Linked DNA regions of Homo sapiens: region 1 is linked to region 2. Evidence: chromatin loops called from intact Hi-C (ENCODE). Cell type or tissue: natural killer cell. All regions are shown on one strand. Links, peaks and the distances in the headings refer to the core of each region. The heading gives the core; the rest is flanking DNA.

Region 1 (17,620 bases), core at 7,095-12,094, 130 kb before region 2:
CATTGTGTCTAAAAAAATATATATACCTTAATTAAAACATACTTTATTGCTGAAAATTGCTAACGATTATGTGAACTTTCAGTGAGTCATAATCTTTTTGCTGGTAGAGGGTCTTACCTCAATGTTGATGGTTGCTGACTAATCAGGATGGTGGTTGCTGAAGATTGGAATGCTTGTGGCAATTTCTTCAAATAAGACAGTGAAGTTTGCTGCATTGATTGACTCTTCCTTTCACAAAAGATTTCTCTGTAACGTGATGCTATTTGATAACATTTTTTACCCACAGTATATCTTCTTTCAAAATTGGAGTTAATCTCAAACTCAGCCACTGCTTTACCAAGTTTATGTAATATTCTAAATCCTTTGTTGTCATTTCACCAATGTTCACACAGTATCTTCACCAGAAGTAGGTAACATCTTTAAAAACCACTTTCTTTGCTTATTCATAAGAAGCATCTCCTTATCCATTAATGTTTTATCATGAGATTGCAGCAATTTAGTCACTTTTCAGGCTCCATTTCGAATTCTGGTTCTCTTGCTGTTTTTACCATATCTGCGGTTACTTCTACTGGTCTTGAACTCATAAAAGTCATCCATGATGGTTGGAACCAATCTATTCCAGGCTCCTGTTAATGTTGATATTTGATCTCCCATGAATCACGAATGTTCTTAATGGCATCCAGTATGATGAAGCCTTTCTAGAAGGTTTTTAGTTACTTTGCCCAGATCCATCAGAGGAATTACTATTTATGGCAGTTATAGCCTTATATAATATATTTCTTAAATAATAAGATTTGATAGTTAAAATTACTCATTGATCCATGGGCTGCAGAGTGGATGTTATGCTAGCAGGCAGGAAAACACATTAATCTCCTTGTACATCTCCATCAGAGTTCTTGGGTGGCCAGGTGCATTGTGAATGAGCAGTAATATTTTGAAAGGAATCTTTTTTTCTGAGCAGTAGGTCTTAACATTGGGCTTAAAATATTCATTAAACTATGCTGTAAACAGATGTGCTGTCATCTAGGATTTGTTGTTATAGCACACAGGCCAGGTAAATTAAACGTAATTCTTATTGGCCATAGGATTTTTGGAATAGTCACTGTGCACTGTCTTTACCTTCAAGTCACCAGCTGCATTAGCCCCTAATAAGAGTTGAGTTAGCCTGTCCTCTGAAGCTTTGAAGCTGGGTGTTGGTGTCTCCTCTCTAACTATGAAAGTCCTGAATGGCATCTTCTTCCAATAGAAGGCTGTTTCATCTACATTGAAATCTGCTGTTTAGTGTGGCCACTTTCATCATAGTTAGATCTTCTGGATAACTTGCTGCAGTATGTCCATCAGCACTTGCTGCTTCACCTTGCACTTTTATGTTATGGAGACAGCTTCTTTAACCATCATGAACCAATCTCTGTTAGCTTCAAACTTCTGCAGCTTCTTCATCTCGCTGTCTTCATAGAATTGAAGATAGTTGGGGGTCTTGTTCTGGATTAGTTTTTGGCATAAGGAAATGCTGTAGCTGGTTTGATCTATCCAGACCACTCAAACTTTACCCATATGAGCAACAAGGAGGCTGTTTTGCTATCTTATCATTTGTGTGTTCGCTGGAGTAGCACTTTAAATTTCCTTCAAGAACTTTTCTTTTGCACTCACAACTTGGCTGACTGGTGTAAGAGGCCTAGTTCCAGCCGGTCTTGGCTTTTGACATGCCTTTTTCTCTAAGCTTAATCATTTCTAGCTTTTGATTTAAAGTGAGAGACATGTGACTCTTTCACTTGAACAGTTAAAGGCTATTGTAGGGTTATTAATTGACCTAATTTTAGTATTATCGTGTCTCAGGTAATAGGGAGATGGCTGGTTTGGTGGAACAGTTAGAACATACACATTTGTTGATTAAGTTCGCTGCCTTATGTGGGCTTACATGTTCATGGTGCCCCAAAACAATTACAGTAATAAAATCAAAGATCACTGATTACAGATCACCATAAGAGAGATAATAATAATGAAAAAGTTTGAGATATTGTGAGGTTTTCCAAAATGTGACACAGAGGCACAAAGTGAACACATGCTTTTGGAAAAATGGCACCGACAGACTTGCTTGGATCAGGGTTGCCACAAACCTTCAATTTGTAAAAAACACAATATCTGCAAAGCACAATAAGTCAAAGTGCAATAAAAGGAGGTATGCCTGTATATTGTATGTATTCTACTATCTACCTCTTAAGTTTTTAAAAATTTTTAAGATTTATTTATGTTGCTCTGTAGAACATTTATTTTCCTGGGTTTATACTATTCAGTTAAGGGTATGTGACAGTTTGTTCTATTGTTGATTGATACATTGTTTTTTTCTACTATGAACAATTGAGCTATGAGTATTCTTATTTTGTGGTATGCATGTGCAAAAGTATCCCTTCCTAGAAGTAGAATTGCTGAGTTATGGGGTTTGTGCATATTCAATTTCAGATAATGCCAAATTATTTTCCATTTTGGTTTGTGGCAGAGGGTGGCTAGATATACACTGAAAATTTCCTCTTCTTCCTGGGCACAGAGTTAGGTTGAATTTTCCACCTCTGTTGCATCAGGAATGGCCATGTAAATGAATTCTAGTCAGTAGAATGTGAGTAGAAGTAATCTATGCCACTTTTAGGCCTGGCCCACAAAAATCTGCCATGCATCATCATTCAGTTTCTCTTCTCCCATCTTTTGGCCAAGTTTTGTTTCTTTCATACCAATTCCTGTACCTTTTCCTACCTGTTACTGTGCTGGCTAGACTTGTACAGCGTTGTATAGAAGTGGGGATTAATGAGTGTTATTTCTAATTTTAAAGAGCGTGCTTCTTATATTTCACAGATATCTACAGTACATTCTGTGTTCTCTAGATTACCTTTATGAAGCAAGGAGGTTCTCTTTAAGATTTTTTTTAAAAAAATTTATCGGGAATGCTGAATTTAATCTGATGTTTTACCAGTAATGATTGAGATGAACATTTGGGATTTCTCTTTTGTTTCCTTAATCTTGTGAATGATATTTATACCTTCATAATTTTTATTTTTTTATTTTTATCATTATTGTTATTATTATTATTTTGGTGACAGAGTCTCACTCCGTTGCCAAGGCTGGAGTGCAGTGGTGCAATCTCAGCTCACTGCAACCTCCACCTCTTGGGTTTGAGAGATTCTCCTGTCTCAGCCTCCCAGGTAGCTGGGATTACAGGCGCCTGCCACCATGCCCAGCTAATTTTTGTATTTTTAGTAGGGACAGAGTTTCACCATGTTGGCCAGGCTGGTCTCGAACTCCTGACCTCAGGTCATCCACCCGCCTCAGCCTCCCAAAGTGTTGGGATTACAGGCATGAGTCACCATGCTTGGCCTTATACCTTCATAATGTTAAACTGCACTTATATTTCTAGCATAAACTCAGCTTGGTCATGAGATATATTAATCTTTTGTTCATCACTTTCTTCAGTTTGAAGTATTTTTTGCTGTCTCCATATTTTCAGTCTTAGTTTGGATAGTGAGAAATACCATGTTATATGAGTATTTCAGATACTCCCAAACTTTCCAGTTCATGGTGTCCTCAAGTCAAAGAAATACCTAACAGCTACGTTTATTTAGTTTCAAACAAGTTAGTATTTATGTCCTTATAACTTATTAGTTATTTGAAAAAATCATATGCATAAATTCGATATATTTTTATTTTAATTGTAAATAACCACAGTCCCTTGCTAATGGGATATGTGTGCACCTCAGAGCAATGCATAACTTCTCAAACCTTGGAATCAGATAAGGCATTGCCATTGCCACCCTCACTTCTTGTTCCATGTTGATTTTCACTTGGGGATGCTCTTTTTCACAGCAACTACCATAAACTCAGATTTATAAGGATAACACATCATTGAAAGGAAAGTGGTACTATTTAATTTTGAAATTATTTGGTGTCAGACAGATGTTGTATAGCATAATTTGGGAAACCCTGAATTTTGGAGAGTGAATAGTTAGAATGTGAACAGTGAGGGGTACTGTGTTTTTTTTTTTTTTGAGTCTATTTGATATTTATATTTTATTAAGATAAGTTGGAATAACAGGATATCAGCTATATCTTTAATAAAATTTGCTATAGTCATTTTCTGTGTTGAGTTTTTAATTATGAGGGATACTTGTGTTTTATGTACTGTTTTGCATCTATGATCAAGAGTGAGATTGGCTGGGCGGTTTTGCATCTATGATCAAGAGTGAGATTGGCTGGGCGCACGGTGGCTCACACCTGTCATCCCAGCACTTTGGGAGGCCAAGGCGGGCGGATCATGAGGTCAGGAGATCAAGACCATCCTGGCTAACACGGGGAAACCCCATCTCTACTAAAAATACAAAAAATTTAGCCGGGTGTAGTGGCGGGTGCCTGTAGTCCCAGCTACTCCGGAGGCTGAGACAGGAGAATGGCGTGAACCCAGGGGGTGGAGATTGCAGTGAGCCAAAATAGTGCTACTGCACTCCAGCCTGGATGACAGAGCGAGACTCTTGTCTAAAAAAAAAAAAAGTGAGATTCACCTACTTTAGTTTCTTACACTATTTGGTTTTGGTATTAAGGTTATACTGGCTTCATAAAACGAGTTGGGGAATGAATATTTTCTCTTTCTTGAAGAGTTTACATAAGACTGAAATTGTTCTTTGAGTTTGGTAAAACTCAACTTTCTTTGTGAGATTTTAAAAAATTATTATGGTTGAATTCGTTTTTCTTTTTGCCTACCTGTATTTTCTTATTTACTGTAATACCATACAATACACTTTTAAGGCTGGACAATCTTATACCAAGAACACAAAACAAAGCCTGTTTGGAGTTGATTCTAAGTAGGTTTATCGCTTAGTCACCAAATCTTGTACTTTTAAGCAAAACTAACTCATAGTTTTAGAGAAGATTTTAAACTGTTGATTTAGTTTCCTTCATGACTATAGGATTATTTAGTCTTTTCATGTCTTTTTGTGTCATCTTTCAAAAAACTTTTTTAGCAATAATTTTAGATTTACAGAAGAGTTGTAAGAATAGTATATTGAATTCCCATATACTCCTCACCCAGTTCCCCTATTATTATTATTATTATTATTATTATTATTATTATTATTATTATTATTATTTTGAGACAGTCTTGCTCTGTCTCCCAGGCTGGAGTGCAGTGGTGCGATCTCTGCTCACTGCAATCTCCGCCTCCTGGGTTCAAGCAATTCTCCTGCCTCAGCCTCCTAAGTAGCTGGGACTACAAGCACGTGCTAATTTTTTGTATTTTTAGTAGAGATGGGGTTTCACCCTGTTAGCCAGCATGGCCTCTATCTCTTGACCTTGTGATCTGTCCACCTCGTCCTCCCAAAGTACTGGGATTATAGGCATGAGCCACCATGCCTGGCCAGTTCTCCCATTATTAACATTTGCATTACCATGGTACATTTGTCAAAACTAAGAGACTGACACTGGCTCACTGAACTTGACACCTTATTTAGATTTCAACAGGTTTTTTTGTTTTGTTTTTTTCTTGTTGTTGTTGTGTTTTTTTTTTTTTTTTTTCATTTATATCCTATATCCTCTTTCTGTCCAGGGTTCCCACAGTATCACATTGTATTTAATTGTCATGTCTTCCCAGTCTCCTCTGGTCTATGACACTTTCTGGTTTTCCTTATTTTTGTGACCTTGACAGTCTTGAGGAGTACTGGCCAGATATTCTCTCTGTTGGGGTTTGTCTGATGTTTTTCTTGTGAGGTTGTGGGAAGACTACCATAGAGAGGAAAGGCCCTTCTCATCACATCATTTTAGGGGGCACATAATATCCATGACATCACTGATGGTGTTAAATTAACCTCCATCACTTGGTAAAATAGTGATTGCCATGTTACTCACTGTAAAGTCATTATTTTTTCTTTTCCTTACTTAATTGTTGTTTGAAAGCAAGTTACTAAATCACCTTCAAGGGGTGAGGACATGGGAATTAAGTTTCACCTCCCAGAGGGAGGAGTAGCTACATAAATTATTTGGAATTCTTCTGTAAGAAAGATTTGTTTCTTGTTCTCCATTTAAAATATTTATTTAACCATATGTTTATATCACTGTGTCCTAGGTTAGTTTTAGTGGGTTATGTATCTTTTTAATTGAATTTACTGGTTACATTTGTTTTCAAATCTATTACTTAAATGTTTTCAACAAAAACATTGATCTTTGCTTTGTCAGTTGTTAAGTTCTCCCTTTCATTTATAATTACCTTGTATTATTTTCTTTCTTGATCTCATTGGCAGGATTTTTAAAAGTCATTTCAAAGAACCAGGCTGGGTGTGGTGGAGCAGGGCCATCCCAGCAACTCTGGAGGCTGAGACTAGGAGGATTGTTGGAGCCCAGGAGTTAAAAGGCTGCAGTGTGCTATGATCATGCTTGTGAATAGCCACTGCACCTCCAGCCTGGGTAACATAGCGAGACCTCATCTCTTAAAAAATAAAAAAGGACCAACTTTTGGTTTAATTATTCTCTTTATTGTGCATTTGATTTCTGTTTCATCAATTTGTGCTTTTATATTTGTGCCTTTTTTTTTTCTTGGTGAGGAAATTCTTTCTGGTAACTTCTTAGACATTTAGCTCAGTTTTCAGTCATTCTTTTCTAATGAAAGCATTGATGGGAATACATTCTCTGAGTATTGCTTTTACTACATTTTATGATTTTGAAATGTAGCGTTTTCATTATTTTTTCATTCTTGGGTTTAAAAATATTTATAATTTTTTCCTTGAGTCATATGTTATTTAGTGATACGGTTTTAAGTTTTGAAATGTATGACAATTTTATGTCTTTTTCTTATTGGCTTTGATTTCATTGCATTGTGATCAGGGAATGTAGTCTTTCTGGTAGTAATTGTTCCATTTTCTCTACCATGTCTTTTAACCTTTCTTTCATATTTTGCATTTCTTTGTGACTATAGGCTGCATTCTTTTTTTTTTTTTTTTTTTTTTGAGACAGAGTCTCTGTCGCTCAGGCTGGAGTGCAGTGGCGTGATCTCTGCTCACTGCAACCTCCATCTTCCGGTTCAAGCGATTCTCCTGCCTCAGCCTCCCGAATAGCTAGGACTACAGGCACTTGCCACCACGCCCAGCTAATTTTTTGTATTTTTTCTTTTTTTCTTTTTTTTAGTAGAGACAGGGTTTTACCGTGTTAGCCAGGATGGTCTTGATCTTCTGACCTCGTAATCTGCCCACCTTGGCCTCCCAAAGTGCTGGGATTATAGGTGTGAGCCACAGCGCCCAGCCTTTACGCTGCATTCTGAATTGTTTTGTCATTTCTGTGTAACAGTTCACTGACTCTGTTTATTTACTTCTTCCATTATGATTTTACTTGTGATGTTTTTCAATTCTAGTAGTTCTGTTTGGTTATTTTTCAGATTTGCCCATTCATTTTTTATATTCTCTCGAGCTTTACTAGTATTTTTATTTGTTCCATCTTTTTCTCTTAATATATTAAACATATTTAATATTCTATATTTGATAATTCTAATATCTGAAATTTTACAACAAATTTTGTTGTTTGTTTTCTCTGGCTCTTTCTAATAGTGCCTTATTTACTTGTATTTATTGTGGTTTTTTTTTTTTGAATCATGAACTTCTTTTTTTTAACTGGAACCCTGTGTAACTGTGGAACTCTTTAGACTTGAGTTCACAGTGCATTCCTCCAGGGAAGATTTTTTATTTCCTTCTACTATGTGCTTGGAGTTAGGGGTCTATGAACATAGGTTTTAACTTGAAATTCTCCCCTTTTAAAAAATTTTTTAACTTTTATTTTAGATTCAGGGAGTACATGTACAGGTTTGTTACATGGGTATATTGTGTGATGCTGAGGTTTGGGGTGTGAATGACCCTGTCACCCAGGTAGTGAGCATAGTACCCAACAGTTAATTTTTTAACCCTTGCTCCCATCTCTCCCTCCCTGCTCTGTTAGTCCCAGTGTCTATTGTTGCCATCTTTATGTCCATGAGTGCCCAGTGTTTAGTTCCCACTCATAAATGAGAACATGCAGTATTTGGTTTTCTGTTCCCTTGTTAATTTGCTTAGAATAATGGCCTACATCCACGTTGTCGCAAGTGGCATGATTTTATTTTCTTTTACAGCTGCATAATATTTCGTGGTATACGTGTACCACATTTAATTTGTCTGATCTACTGTTGGGCATCTAGGTTGACTTCATGTTTTTGCTATTGTAAAGAGTGCTGCAGTGAACGTAAGAGTACATGTGTCTTTTTGGCATAACAATTTATATTCTTTTGGATATGTACCTAGTATTGAGTTTGCTGGGCCAAATGGTAGTTCTGTTGTAAGTTATTTGAGAAACCTCCATACCGTTTCCCATAGTGGGTGAAGTAATTTACATTCCCACTAAAAATGTATAAGCATTCCCTTTTTTGTTTTATGAAGTTGGTGCTCCAGTGGGTTTATATTTAGGATAGTTAAGTCTTTTTGTTGAATTGAACCCTTTATTGTAATGTAATGTCCTTCTTTGTTCTTTTTTTACTGTTATTTTAAAGTCTGTTTTATATGATGTAAGACTTGCAACCCCTGCTCCTTTTTATTTTTCATTTACATGATAGATCTTTCTCCAACCCTTTACTTTGAGCCCGTGGGTATTGTTATGTGCGGGATGGGTCTCTTGAAGGCAACAGATAGATGAGTCTTTTTTTTTTAATCCAATTCATCTCTGTGCCTTTTAAGTGGGGCATTTAAACCGTTTACATTCACAGTTAATATTGATATGTGAGGTTTTGATCCTATTGTGAAGTTGTTAGCTAGTCACTGTAGTTTCTATTGTGTGGTTGCTTTATAGGGTCTGTGAGCTGTGTGCTTAATTGTGTTTTTGTGGTAGAAGGTTATTTTTCTTTCATTTCCACGTTTAGAATTCCCTTAAAGATCTCTTTTAAGGCTGGTCTAGTGGTAACGAATTCTCTAGCACTTGCTTGTCTGGAAAAGATTTTATTTCTTCTTTGCTTATGAAGCTTAGTTTGGCAGGATATTAAATTCTTGGTTGGAATTACTTTAAGAATGCTGAAAATAGGCCCCCAATCTTATACAGTTTCTGCTGAGAAGTCCACTGCTAGCCTGATGGGATTTCCTCTGACCTTTTTCTCTGACTACCTTTAAGACTTTTTCATTAGCTTTGACCTTGAATCGTTTTGTGATTATATTTCTTATTGATGTTTGTTTTGTGTAGTATCTCACAGGTGTTCTCTGAATTTCTTGTATCTGAATGTCTACCTCTCTTGCAAGATTCGGGAAATTTTCTTGAATTATTCCCTCAAATGTGTTTTCCAGGTTGTTTGCTTTTTCTCCATCTCAGGAATGCCAGCAATTAGTAAATTTGGTTGCTTTACATAATCCCATATTTCTTAAAGACTTTGTTCCTTTTTTTTGAATTCTTTTTTCTTTATTTTTGTCTGACTAGATCAGTTCAAAAGGGCAGTCTTCAAGCTCTGAAATTCTTTCTTCTGCTTGGTCCAGTCTATTGATAAAGCTTTCCCTAATATTTTGAAATTCCTTAAGTGAGTTTTCAATTCCAGAAGTTCTGATTGACTTCTTTTTAAAGTATTTACCGCTTCCTTCATTTCTTAGAATGATTTAGAAGTTTCTTTGTGTTGATTTTCAACCTTTTTTTGGATCCCAGTGAGCTTCCTTGTAATTCATGCTTTGAATTCTTTATCTGTCATATCTGAGTTTCCATTTTGGTTAGGGGCCATTGCTGGAGAGCTAGTGTGATTATTGAGTGGTGTCACTACGATCAGATTTTTCGTTTGGCCAGAATTCTTGCACTGGTTCCTTCTCATCTGGAGACACTGGCACTTTTGATTTTTGTAATTATTTTCATGCAGGTAGGATTTTTTTCTTTTTTTGTTCCTGTCCCTGTAATATTTTTTTTTTCTTTCCCTTTCCATTCCCCAACTCCCTAGGGGATATGATTGTAGAGAATGCTGGGTAGCATCTTTTGGCTTTGCTTCTATAGCCTATGTACTTCTTTGGGCAGATTTTATATTGGGCTGTAGGGTTCAACCTACAAGCCAGTAGATGGCGCTTACGGGTAAGATCACTTAGCCAGCTGTAGCCAGTGTGACTAGGTATACACTTGATACTTGTTTACAGGAAGAAGCTCTCTGTTGCCTCAGGCATTGGGCTGATACGTGGAGTGCACAGTGGTCTGAGCTACTTGCTCAGCCCCAGGGGAGTGGGAAGCAAGATGAGTGGGGCCAGGCCACCTACAGTCCCCTGATGGCAGGCACAATCACTAACACTGAGGGAGAAGCCAATGGGCAGCCACCAAGCACCCAGAGGTGGTCCTAGGCATGGAGCTGGCAAACCTCCTTGGCCCCAAGTTCTCTACACAGGCAGGGGTGGAGGCCTGAACTCTTAATCCAGGAGAGTGGGTACTCCAGGTACCTGGAGATCTGCCTGGGTGCTGCGTACAGAGGGCCCTGCTGTACCACAATCTCTACACAGGAAGGATGGGGTGTCTCAGGCTAGCAATCCATGCAAATGGGTCCTCTGACTGCCTGAAGCTATGCCCGGGAATGGGGCAGAGAGTGCCCTGCTTTACCATGGTCTTGGCATGGGGAGAGTGGGCTGGCTTAGCCTGCTGATCCCGGTGAATGGGTGCTCCAGTTACCTGGAGATCTGCCTGGGTGTGAAGCAGAGAAGGTCCTGCTGCACCCCGACTTTTGAGTTTTAGGAGTATTCACATAGCATAGATGATTCAGGCACCAAATCCTCATGATGTCTTTGCTAAGGCCAAGAGGTTTTCTTTGATGTTTGCCTTTGAAGGTGTTTTTAATGTTTGAATTTACCCTTTTCCTGGTGTTATTGTCCTTCTTGGGCCCTGTCTTTGTCTGATAGTGTCTTACCTGACTTTCAGAGGCCTAAACTTTTTTCTCAATCCTTTCCAACCCTAGGTTACTAGGATTCATATATGCCCCAGGAGTATCTGGAAGCTTTATTACTTGCTTTTCTGCCTATTGTATCGATTCATTTCCATTCTTTTTTTTTTTTTTTTTTTTTTTTTTTTTTTTGCTATGGGGTTTCATTCTGTTATCCAGGCTGGAGTACAGTGGTGTGATCACAGCTGACTGCATGCAGCCTCAACCACCTGGGGTCAGGGGATCCTCCCACCTCAACCTCCTGTGTAGCTGGGACTATAGGTATACACCACCACACCTGGCTACTTTTTTGTTTTTGTTTTGTTTTGTTTGGAGAGACAGGGTTTTGTCATGTTGTTCAGGCTACTCTTGAACTCCTGGGCTCAAGTGATCTGCCTGCCTCGGCCTTGCAAAGTGCTGGGATTACAGGTATGAGTCATTGCACCTAGCCCATTTTCATTCTTTATATCAGACGTTTAAAATAGAAATGTTTTAAGATCTCTAGCCCAGCATATTCTCATATCTCAGGCAGTGGGAATCCTCTTGGAAAATTTTCAAAAGAATAGTTTCTAAAGCCCAACCACACCTACATGTCAGAATCTCTAGGGTGCAGGGCCTGTGGGTATGTTTAAAAGCCTCCTAGATAATTCTGATGCACTGCAAGTCTGAGAACCACTGACATAGAAAAAGTTATTTCTTCATGTAAACTTAGATAATTAAATAATAACAGCTAGTGTTTATTGAAAATAAGGTAACATATATTGTAAGCATGCACTAATTCTAGCTGTTAGTATTAATATTGTTATATGCTAGGCTCCATTCTAAGTCCTTCACATATCTTGTCATTTATTATTCACAAGAATCCTATAGCTACCACTTGTATTCCCATTTTAGAGATTAGCAAATCAAAGCACAGAGAAATTGAATTATTCAAGTTTATATAGCTAGTGGGTAGCAGAATTGTTATTTGAATCCAAGTAGTCATTCTGATTCCAGAGCATGTAATCTTAACCTACCATCTTTACAGTCTTCCAGGTGATTCACAGAGTTAATTTTATTGATTCCCAAAGGGTTTGTGACATTACAGAATATAGCAAGAAAAATATATTTGGATAAATTATGTATTTATGTTGATTTTGTGTAGGTATTGAGGAAGCAGAATAACACAGTAGAAATGGCCTCAGTTTACAGTCAGATAGACTTAGGCATGAATCTCTGCTCAACTGCTTGTTACTAGTAGCTATGAGAAAGTAAATTATCACAGACCTCTTATTATTTTGTTGGTAAAGGAGGATAACTATTTTTACTTCATGGGGTTTTTGAAGAAATAACATAAAATAGAACCTGTAATATATTGCTTGGCACACAGTAGATGGTTAGTATCAGAACTTAAGGAATCCTCTAAGAAGTTATGTTGGCTTCTCTGCAGGAGATTGTAGTAAGCCTTAGTCTAGGACGTTGTTGATGGAATAGCTGATGGGTACTGGTCGATGGTGCTGGTGGGGGCCAATGCTGACTGTCAATGTTGAGAATCTAACAAGTGCCAAGCATTGTCCTAGGCTCTGGAGATAAAACGGTGAGTGAGACATAGTCTCACTGCTTTCAAGAAGCTTGCAGTTAACTTATCTATATAATCAGATAGATACATACACAGTTACTTTTTTTGTTAGATGCTAGGACACATAGGAGGGTTACTCAGCCAAACCATTGCAGATGAGGAATGGCTTTCTAGAGGGAAGAGGATGAGAATGTGAGGGATTAGAGTAGTAAGTCCAGATAGGAGGAAAAGTAAAGGCTGGCTGAAATTTGTCATTACTACAAAGGTGTTCCATTCATCCAACATTTATGAAAAGATCAGGGATCTTAGGAAACTTTTATAAGGACAGTGTTAGAATATTAAGAGCCTACTTTTAGGTTCAGTTTTTACTAAAGCAGACAATTTTTCAAAGTAAAATAAAAATGGCACTCTTTATATGTAATACTGAATTTTCTATCAAATAGCACTTTTTGGAGTCTACATGCTTGTTACTTGGTAGCATTGTCACATTAGGTTATACATTAGAGGAAGAGAGAAGAGAAACAAAGGAATAGTAACCTTCAGAGGATGGAAATGATGATTTGTATGTGGGGTGAATTTCATCATGAGTTGTGTCTGCTATTTGCACATTTCCCTTTTCCTACCATCCTTTTTCACAGATGATGAAAAATAATTTGTTACATAGTTACCATAGTACATAGTTTTAATTTGATACCGTTTGTTGCTCTTGTATGGATTTGATAGTTGAGATTTCTTTCCATCTTTCTCCAATGTTCCCAATAAAATAGCATATTAAAAATGCAAGAGAAATACCATTTCTTTTGGCAAAACTGGGAAAAGTGAAAGGGAATGAATAAAGAATTTCTTGGAAGGGGAGGAATGTGAGTCTAGGGGAAGGAAGATGATGTTGTAATGGATAAAATGATATCGGGGATTATAGGAAAATAAATGAAGTTGGTCTTTAAAAATACCCCCAAAACAGAGGCAGCAGTTCTGCATGTTTTGGTAACCTGATGAGTGTGACTTGATATAAGAGTACACTTTTGATCTCCTACTTGCATATCTGTATGACACCTACCTAGAAGTACTGTAGTTTTTTATATGTACTGTAGTCCTGCTCAGGACATGAGCAGTCCCTGACTAGAACTGAGGAAAGTAGAGCAGTTAGTGTGGGTATTTGGAAACATTGGAAAACAGTTGTTAGGGGACTTAAGCTCTTAATCCCTGAGGATTTAGCAGAGGCTAGAAAGAGGAAGGGAAAAATGAAATCCAGTCTGTAAAAAATTGATTCTGAAAGCGATACTTTGGAAAGTTTATAAAATGAGGTCGAAATTGTGAACATAGACATGTTTACTGTGATGACAAATCTTAGTATACTAGGAGTAGCCAAAACCTTGGATGGAGAGATACAGTTTTAGACACCACCCCTCAAAAAGAGACTTTATAATACTGTCCTACAAACTTACCATCAAATACTTGTTTGCATCTTTATGGTATGAAGTTGGGGAGGATGGTAGAAATGTTGAACATAAAAGCATGTTGCTCCAATGACTGTGGTGTTGTTGGGGTATGTTGAATTTCAGGGCCCTTTGAGAGAAGAGTATTCATGCCTAATTGGGGTTTAAATTTTAGCAGACTCTTCATTACCTTTGGGCACTTTTTTCTAAGAGTTTGTTGTGATTGTTTTGGCAGGTACAAAAATCCTTCTCGAAACTGAACGTTATGATCTCTCCACCTCAACTTCTGCTGGTTTTCCTTTTACCTCTATCCATTTTCTCTCTTTTTTACTTGTTCTTCCAGCTGTAACAGTGTCCCTCTTGAAATATTGCAGTGCTTCCATAGTAATCCATTCTCTTCTCTTTCTGCACACGTTCTGTTGGTCATCTCATACACTCCACTATCATTAATGTGTTAGTGATTCCAGAATCCTTTATATTCCACTTCTTTGAAAGTCATCTGAACATATCTTCTTGGGTGTCCTGTTGCCACCTCATGATTAATGTGTACGTAACTGAGTTAATCAGCCTCTCCCTCAGACATCTGTTATCTCCCATAAACTCAGGCTTGGCTAAATGGCATTAATGAGTCCCTCATGCCAGGAACCTTGGTGTTCATAGGAGCTTATTCAGAGAATATAAACAAAGTTTTAGCCAGAAGATGCCTCATCACAGTACCTGTATTTTATTTAATACCAAAAAACAAAAAATTGGAGCCAATCTGAAGTCATAATCACTGCATTTCTTAAAAACTGTGATATACACACACACGCACACACGCAGAAATATTTTACAGACAGTAAAATCTCTGTGGAATATTTAATGACATGAGAAGGAACATATGTAAACTTAGTGAAAAAAGATGCTCTTAAGCAATATATTCATTATAATTCCATAATTATTAAAATAAAACTATATAGAGATATTTATAGAAAGAATGCATATGCAGATATTCACTTTAATTCTAGATAGTACAGCTATGGGTGATTTTAATTTTATTTTTATTTACCTGTATTTTCCAAAGTTGTGTAGTAAAAATGAATTACTTTTGTAATTCACACATGCAGACAATTTGGCCTCCCTTTTTCACTCCCAACACTTGTTGAATTAGTTTAATAATGTCTTCTTCACTCCAACTATTGCTGCTTAGTTCAACTACTCATTATATCTGGATAAGACACGGCAGCCTCTTGACTTTGCTGCTCAGCTGCCAAGCTCCCTTCCTGAAAATCCTTACTGATGCAGTTCTTCACTTGCTTCACTGTTCCATTTAAGTGGCTATATATTAAATCTCAAAAACCATCAAGAACAGAGGAAATTGTGAATGTTATTCCTTGTAACTAGTTTACCATCTGGTCTGAAGACCTTCAGCCAATGGAATTCAGCCAACTCAAGATTTAATTTAATATATTCACCTAACCTTAACCAAGTGACTTTTAACCAGAGCATGGATAGTTATGCAGATTTGGGGTGAGGAGAGGTGAAGGAAGGAAGGGTGGGAGAGAAAATATGATTTGAACTCAGGCCTTCACAAATCTGTGCTCATTCCTTCTGTTCTACCTCTACAAACTGCCATACCTTGCCCTTGCTGGGTGTATGTTCCCCCCTCCTGTATTCAATAAACAGTTCATTGGTTTTTTTTTTGAGCATTTAGCCAGTAAGAACAAATAGGCAAATAATGAAAATCCATCCATTTTAGTGCCAGTTATTCTATCAGCAGATCCTATTAGAAGTATTTATTGAGGCATGTCATGCTAATAGTCCCAAAGTGTAATTATACTTGCAGATTTTTCTTGCTTTCAGAGAGTTTGTAATATGTTCCAGATGGTTAAATAGGAAAGAGGAGACAATTTATACTGTCTTTTCACTTATGATTAAAAATTTGATGTTACTTACTACTTATGTTACCATTATTGCTTTGTTGGATTTTTACGTGAGAGGAATTTAAACAAAATGTGTGATTTTTAAAACTCTTCTGCTATAGTCAACAATTAACAGGACGTTTCATAGTTTCTTTCACCTTGTTAGTTGTTTAATTGCTTCTATTTAGGCATCATTAAAATGATATAATTGTGTCATAAGTAGTAATTCTTTTATGAATGTAACCTTTATTCTTGGAAAGTATTCACTTGGGTTTGTTTTAGACTTAAAATTAAATGGTGAACCTTCTTGTGAAAGCTTACATGAAACTGAAAAAGAATAATTTTCCAAACTGTTGAAGATTCTTTGACCTTTTCCCACAAAGTATTAATAATATGGCCTTAGATTCAAAATTAGTGAATCTACTACCAATAGTAGGAGTGATCATTTCTCATTGATTCATTCATACTCTCTCAACTACCCTTATCTGACTAACGAACTACTTCTTTTGAAAGGCAGCTTACCAAACATTGGGAATATAGCCTGTGAACTCAGTTTAGAACAGTTAATGGATCAAAGGGGTCCAGACCCAGAGCCTTGACTTCATTATGACCTTGAGTTAACCAATAAACTGACTGGTTGGTTAACTTGGAGAAATATGTTGTTTTTCAGTAAGAGATAGAATACTTATGGTGTAATTATTTGGTCGGGGCAGGGGGACAGATTGGTTTTGATCCTTAGACTACCATTCTCTGTCCTTGAAGTTCTCTTCCAGACTTCTTACAAACAAGAAAACAAGCAAAACATTTTAAAAATAATTATAGTTATATAATTACAAAGATAATTATAAAATTATATTTTTGGTGATAAATAATAGAGATTATTCCTAAAGGGTTTTTTGGGGGTATAAAAGGAGTAGTTTGATCCAGCAAGATTTACTTCCTATAAATTGCCTTTAAGTATCTTTGTTCTTTCTCAGATTTTCTTGTTCTTCTTTAACTGGCCACATCCTACCTCTTCCTGACCTTCTCTCCCCAAAACAGCCTACCCTCTCAGTCTTTTCAGACTCCTCAGTCGTTCCTCATACTTACTGTACAGAATTCTTTCCAGTTTTTCTGGGTAAAATTCTTATCCTTTCTACAAAATTTAAATTCCTTCTCAGCAAGTTCAAAGCCCAAACTAAGACTAAGAAAAGCATGCCTTTGGGGAGACTCAGTTCATCTTGCAATAATAAACTGGCAATAATTTCAGATTTCTATTTTCATTACTATTGCCAAACTTTGTATAATTTGGTTTGTTCAGCTTTTACAGCAAACCTCATGTTCAGATTGTTATTAACTATTCAATATTGGCTGGGCGTGCTGGCTCACGCCTGTAATCCCAACACTTTGGGAGGCCGAGGTGGACGGATCACCTGAGGTCAGGAGTTTGAGACCAGCCTGACCAACATAGAGAAACCCCGTCTCTACTAAAAATACAAAAATTAGCCGGGTGTGGTGGTGCATGCCTGTAATCCCAGCTACTTGGGAAGGCTGAGGCAGGAGAATTTCTTGCTTGAACCTGGGAGGCGGAGGTTTTGGTGAGCTGAGATCACGCCATTGTACTCCAGCTTGGGCAGCAAGAGCGAAACTGGTCTCAAAAACAAAACAAAACTATTCAATATTATGAGTCTTTCTGGGAATATGCAAAATAATATAGACAAATTTAATTCTTATTTTTGTTGTATGTTTTTAAAGTGTTTTGTATGTTCACTGGCTCACATGTATAAAAATTTGATTTTATACAAATGTGTTAAGATGGGATTAATTTTTTAAAGAA
Region 2 (5,000 bases), core at 1-5,000:
TGCCCTCTTCCGCTGGCCACAAGCCCCACATTTCCTTTTCTTCTACAACAAGCCTTTTAACCTGTGTTTGTGTCTAAGGACTAACAACTAATCTCCTCCCACTCCCCACCTCTCTGAAAGTTAAGATTTCCAAGGAGCTGAGGAATGTAGCGATCCTTTTGGGAAGGCTATGTTGGAAGAAGTGGAACTTGACCTACTTGTTGAAAAACAAAGCATTTTAATAATTGGAGAGAAGAGGCAGGTCAAAATAAGACAGGTGTACACAGCACTAGTCAGGTTGCACACACAGATAGTCAAGGGGAGGAAAAAATGAACAAGGGTTAATTCAAGGGCAGAAATAGACCAGGTTTCCTATAACAGAAAGTACTTGTAGATTTATGCTATTTAGAATAATTCCTTCTACTTCTAAAAAAGAGCCTATTACTACTTGTCAGGCATCTTTCCTCCATCCCTACCCATTTCATTTGTACATTATCTCACAATTCAAAGAATATATAAAGCTATATGTTTGGAATGTATTTTTACCTGGCCTCATTGCCTCCTCTCCTGTTTTTTTACTTGCTGTTCCCTCTGCCTCAAGTTAACTCTGCCCTCCTCCTTGCCACCTTGCATTCTCATCCTTCAAGATGAATGCAAGCTGAGCTCACTCATGCTTCTTGGTCCCTGTCTTCATCCCTAGACTGAATGAGTTGCTCCCTCTGTGCTGCCGTAGATGTGTCCGTCTATGCAGACAAAGCACCTGTGCATTTTACTGTTGTGCGTTGGCTTCTGCCACTCAATAGGGAACGGAACTCCTAGAAGGACAGGAATTTGCTCACCTTTGTAACCTCCAAACTTTATACAGTATCTTGAATGTACTGAGTTTTTAAGTAAATCTTTATAAAATTAACTTGGTTTATCTAAATTTATGTTCCTGGTCTTTCAAGTTTAAGAAGTATATCAGTTTTGGTATTTAAGAGTCTTTTTGACTTTTAAAACTATAAAGTTGGTATCTTTCTTTTTGAAGTGACTCAGAACTTCAAAAAGTTTTAACTTATTCCACAATGCCTTAGATTTGTCATTTTAACATTTATATTATAATGAGCTTTTCCCCAAAATTGGTTTGTTTTCTGATCTAATGGGAGTGAGAAAATGACTGAAGTTAGAATTAAGAGTTGAGCTATTTGATGACAAGAGATTTAATCACTGTTCATAGCTCTTTGGATTCTTATAAAACTTTCGTAGGCTTTCTAGTTTATGTATAATATATTGAAATATATTTATGATATATAAGTATATATAATTTGTGTTTTACAAAGTATATAAACATAAAATAGTATTAATATTATTGTTACTGTTATCTTCCGGAATAGTTTATTCATATGAAATTATTGAAGAAGAAATGTTTTAAGCTATACATTGTTTTCAAGAAAATCTCATTTCCAAGAATACTTCTTTTGTTACCAGATACTGTTAAGGCATGCCTGGCATGCCTATGACCTGGAACCCTAATCCTGGTCTAGACTGATCTTCCAAACCAGTATTCACAGAAAATTGTTCTGAGAGATAGATATTAATGGTTAGATGTTAGAAAAAAAGGTTCATGATAAATAAATTGCATAGTATATCCCTTCTTGGCGATCCACAATGTGCTTTTGGCCAATTAAAGGCTTATAAAATTTCTGCAGTAAATAAATCTGTTTTACCTTGTGTAACCCATCATTTCCAGTACTTAATACAGCACAGCATGCTGTTTTCCCAGCACATCTATTAATATCCTGCAGAACAATGTTCTTTAGCATTGTTCTTTAGCATACCAATTTGGGAAATGCTGGTCTAAAGTAATTACTTTTTCTAGTTAAATAAATAATCCATTTTTTCAGACCATTTGTTTCTTACATAATACTGTCTAGCTAATGAAATCATACTGGATTTTCCCCAAATATGTATCCACCAGACATAGTACCTCCAAGTGAGAATACCATCCAGCTTGCTCAACTTTCCCTTCATCTTCCAGACCTTTGTAAAATGTGCCCTTACTGTATACCTGCTTTTACATTTATAATATTTTAAGACCTAGGGCTGGTACTTCTTCTTCCCCATTGCAGCACTTATCTAAAATAACTATTAACATGTTTTTTTGTTGTTTTGTTTGTTTGTTTGTTTTTGAGACAGTCTCGCTCTGTCACCCAGGCTGGAGTGCAGTGTGTTTGTATCCTACTTTTAAATACTTTGCCATAGTGTTTTGGAGGCAATAAGTGTTTTATAAACATTGGGAACTACTAGCCTTTTGGAAAATAAACATAGGAAATAATCTAACCAAACCTGCAACACTAAAACTTTTTAGTAATCAATAGAAAGTTTGTGTTACTTTATAAGGCCCGTGTTATGCTTGTGTGTAGAAATATATCTTATTGTTTCCATTTTTCTCTAGTTGATACACCAAAATCGGCAAGCTATCTTAAACCAGTTTGCAGCAACTGCTCCTGTTGGCATCAATATGAGATCAGGCATGCAACAGCAAATTACACCTCAGGTAATGTGAGAAAACCAGACGTCATTAGTACTTCTTTAACCCACATAGTGTTTCTTAAAGTGTTGACTTGAGTGTCTTTGAAATGGTCTGTGAGCTGATCTTTTAATGATGTTTGTAGTGTAGTTTTCTTTGAGAATGAATTAATAATCTACTTTTGATACCTCTTACTGATATTTGATCTAAAGCAAATGGTGCTTTGTTTTGTTTTATTGTTATTATTGTCATTGTTATTGGATACCAGATGACTAAGTAGAAAAAACTCTTATTTCTGTAGCGAATAGCACCAGTAACAGGAAGCCTCTGATACGAAACTGTGTGAACGGTACCCGAAACCTGATCAAAACCCAGTCACATTGCTAAGCTGTCTTAACTATCTTGTGTACTATGTTCAATTTGAACATCAGCATTTTCTAGCTTGTATTTATTTTTTAAATCCCTTTTTTTTTTTAATAAACCCAGAGCCATTAGAACTTTAAACATAAAAAGAACTAGGTGGACTTCTAAATGTTACCTAGTACTCACTCTCTACTTTACCCCATACATACCTAAAAATTTTTTGTTTCAACTACTTACTTTTATTTCATAACAAAGTTGATGTAAAAATCTTGGAGATAAGGAATTTTAGAGAGGATTTAAACAATACTCTTTTCCTCTCCACAATATGGAACTAGATGGATTAGGAGCAAATAAAGCCAGCACCTGTATTATTAAAGAGATAAATACAGCCATGCATGACTTAAAGACAGGGATATGTTCTGAAAAATGTGTTATTAGGCAACTTCATAATTGTGCAAAGGTCATAGAGTGTATTTACACAAACCTACATGGTATAGCCTACTTAGCATCCTGGCTATGTGTATAGCCTATTGCTCCTAGGCTATAAACCTGTACTGCATGTTACTCTACTGAATACTGTAGACAATTGTTATGGTATTTGTATATCAAAACATACCTAAACGTGGAAGAGGTACAGTAAAATACTGTAGTATTATAATCTTATGGGACCACCGAATTTGGTCCATTGTGTGCAACTGAAATGTCTTATTACTAAAATGTCTTATTGCTGAAATGTCTTTATGCATCACATGACTGTATTGACTGAAGTTGTTGGTAAGCAGCAGATATTGACATCTTCATGGATCCAGATTTCAGTTTCTCTGTCTTACAAATTATAAATCTTAGTGCTAGCTAATTCAGGAGTAATTAGGTTGTAAGGAAACAAGACCCCACTTTTGGATTCACATAAAGATAATTCCTATCAGAAAGTCTTATTTCATAGTTTCTTCTAGATTAGACTATATGTAGTTGGCAAGAGCTGTATGCTTTAACCAGATTCTCAATCTGAATTGACATTTTCTGAAGAAGGCTTTATTGATATGCCATGTTACATTGAAAAAATGATTTTAAGCTAATTTGACCACTTCTTTCCTCATCCATAATATTATAACTGAAACCACTTACACTAATGCCTGGAATAATCTGAAACTCCAATAATAATACAAAATAGCTGTTTCCATTTATTTCTTTTTACTATTTTATTTCTACTTATTTTCTTTTTAAGTGATAATTTCTTAGGCATTGGATCCTAGATTTCAGAATCTTCCTTTTTTAATGGTATTTGTAGGTTTTTTCTAATTGTAAAGGTAGTACATGTTCATCGTAATAATTTGGTAAATATAGAAAAGTATAATGAAAATTAAAATCACCTATAATCACATGTTATTCATTTAAATAAACTGGGATAATGTTCTCAGTGAGAAAAGTGGAAAAACTAAGTTTCTCTTTACCAGAAACACAGTAAATTTTTTGGAATTGAAAAAGTCTTCTAATGATCTAATGAAGGATAGGACAGAAGTCATCAAGCACATTTTCTTTCACTTCCTTATGGTCTTCATGTTTCTCTTAACAATGTTCATGGCCAATATTATAATACTAATCAATACATACTTTCTTTGAATTTTTCAGTTCTGTGTGACTTTTCATTGAGAATTTGCGTTCTCATTTATAATGGTCAGATATTGTTTAGCATTTCTTGACTACTTTTAATCTGTAAAATATACTTAATTCATTTTTTCTCCTGTGATTGTTACTTAAGAGGTTTTTGTTCCTTTTCTGTTTTAGTTTCCCTTGTACAGTGATAATTGCTATGTACTTTATTGCCCCAAGCAAGTAGGCCTTAATCCAATGAACTTTCCAGGATAGATAGTGATTATAATAATTTTAGTAAGTGAGTTTTTTCCTGCTTTTCAGCCACCCCTGAATGCTCAAATGTTGGCACAACGTCAGCGGGAACTGTACAGTCAACAGCACCGACAGAGGCAGCTAATACAGCAGCAAAGAGCCATGCTTATGAGGCAGCAAAGCTTTGGGAACAACCTCCCTCCCTCATCTGGACTACCAGTTCAAATGGGGAACCCCCGTCTTCCTCAGGGTGCTCCACAGCAATTCCCCTATCCACCAAACTATGGTACAAATCCAGGAACCC

What was found. Peaks named below come from ENCODE experiments on the same cell type or tissue, not always from the same donor. Only the 100,000 strongest peaks of a DNase experiment are listed, where the experiment ranks them.
Region 1: a loop joins it to region 2, with 2.4 times the contacts of the local background. A loop is called at or near these places in 2 of 110 quality-filtered maps.

Annotation. Positions count from the first base shown.
Region 1 is chr2:24,603,170-24,620,789 of GRCh38, forward strand. The region is part of intron 3 of NCOA1 (nuclear receptor coactivator 1); the gene reads left to right. Among named protein-coding and RNA genes, the nearest start is that of NCOA1, 120 kb to the left of the region's middle. RefSeq lists an enhancer at 10,177-10,226. In natural killer cell, for the core only: CTCF peaks have their summits at 10,059 (motif pointing right) and 10,259; a DNase peak (open chromatin) is centred at 10,092; H3K27ac peaks cover 588 bases.
Region 2 is chr2:24,737,019-24,742,018 of GRCh38, forward strand. It overlaps NCOA1 (nuclear receptor coactivator 1), which reads left to right. Exons shown (of 23, transcript NM_003743.5): 18 at 2,414-2,515; 19 at 4,766-5,000. Among named protein-coding and RNA genes, the nearest start is that of PTRHD1, 54 kb to the right of the region's middle. In natural killer cell, for the core only: no CTCF peak of the experiment used is centred there; DNase peaks (open chromatin) are centred at 2,513 and 2,833; H3K27ac peaks cover 2,743 bases.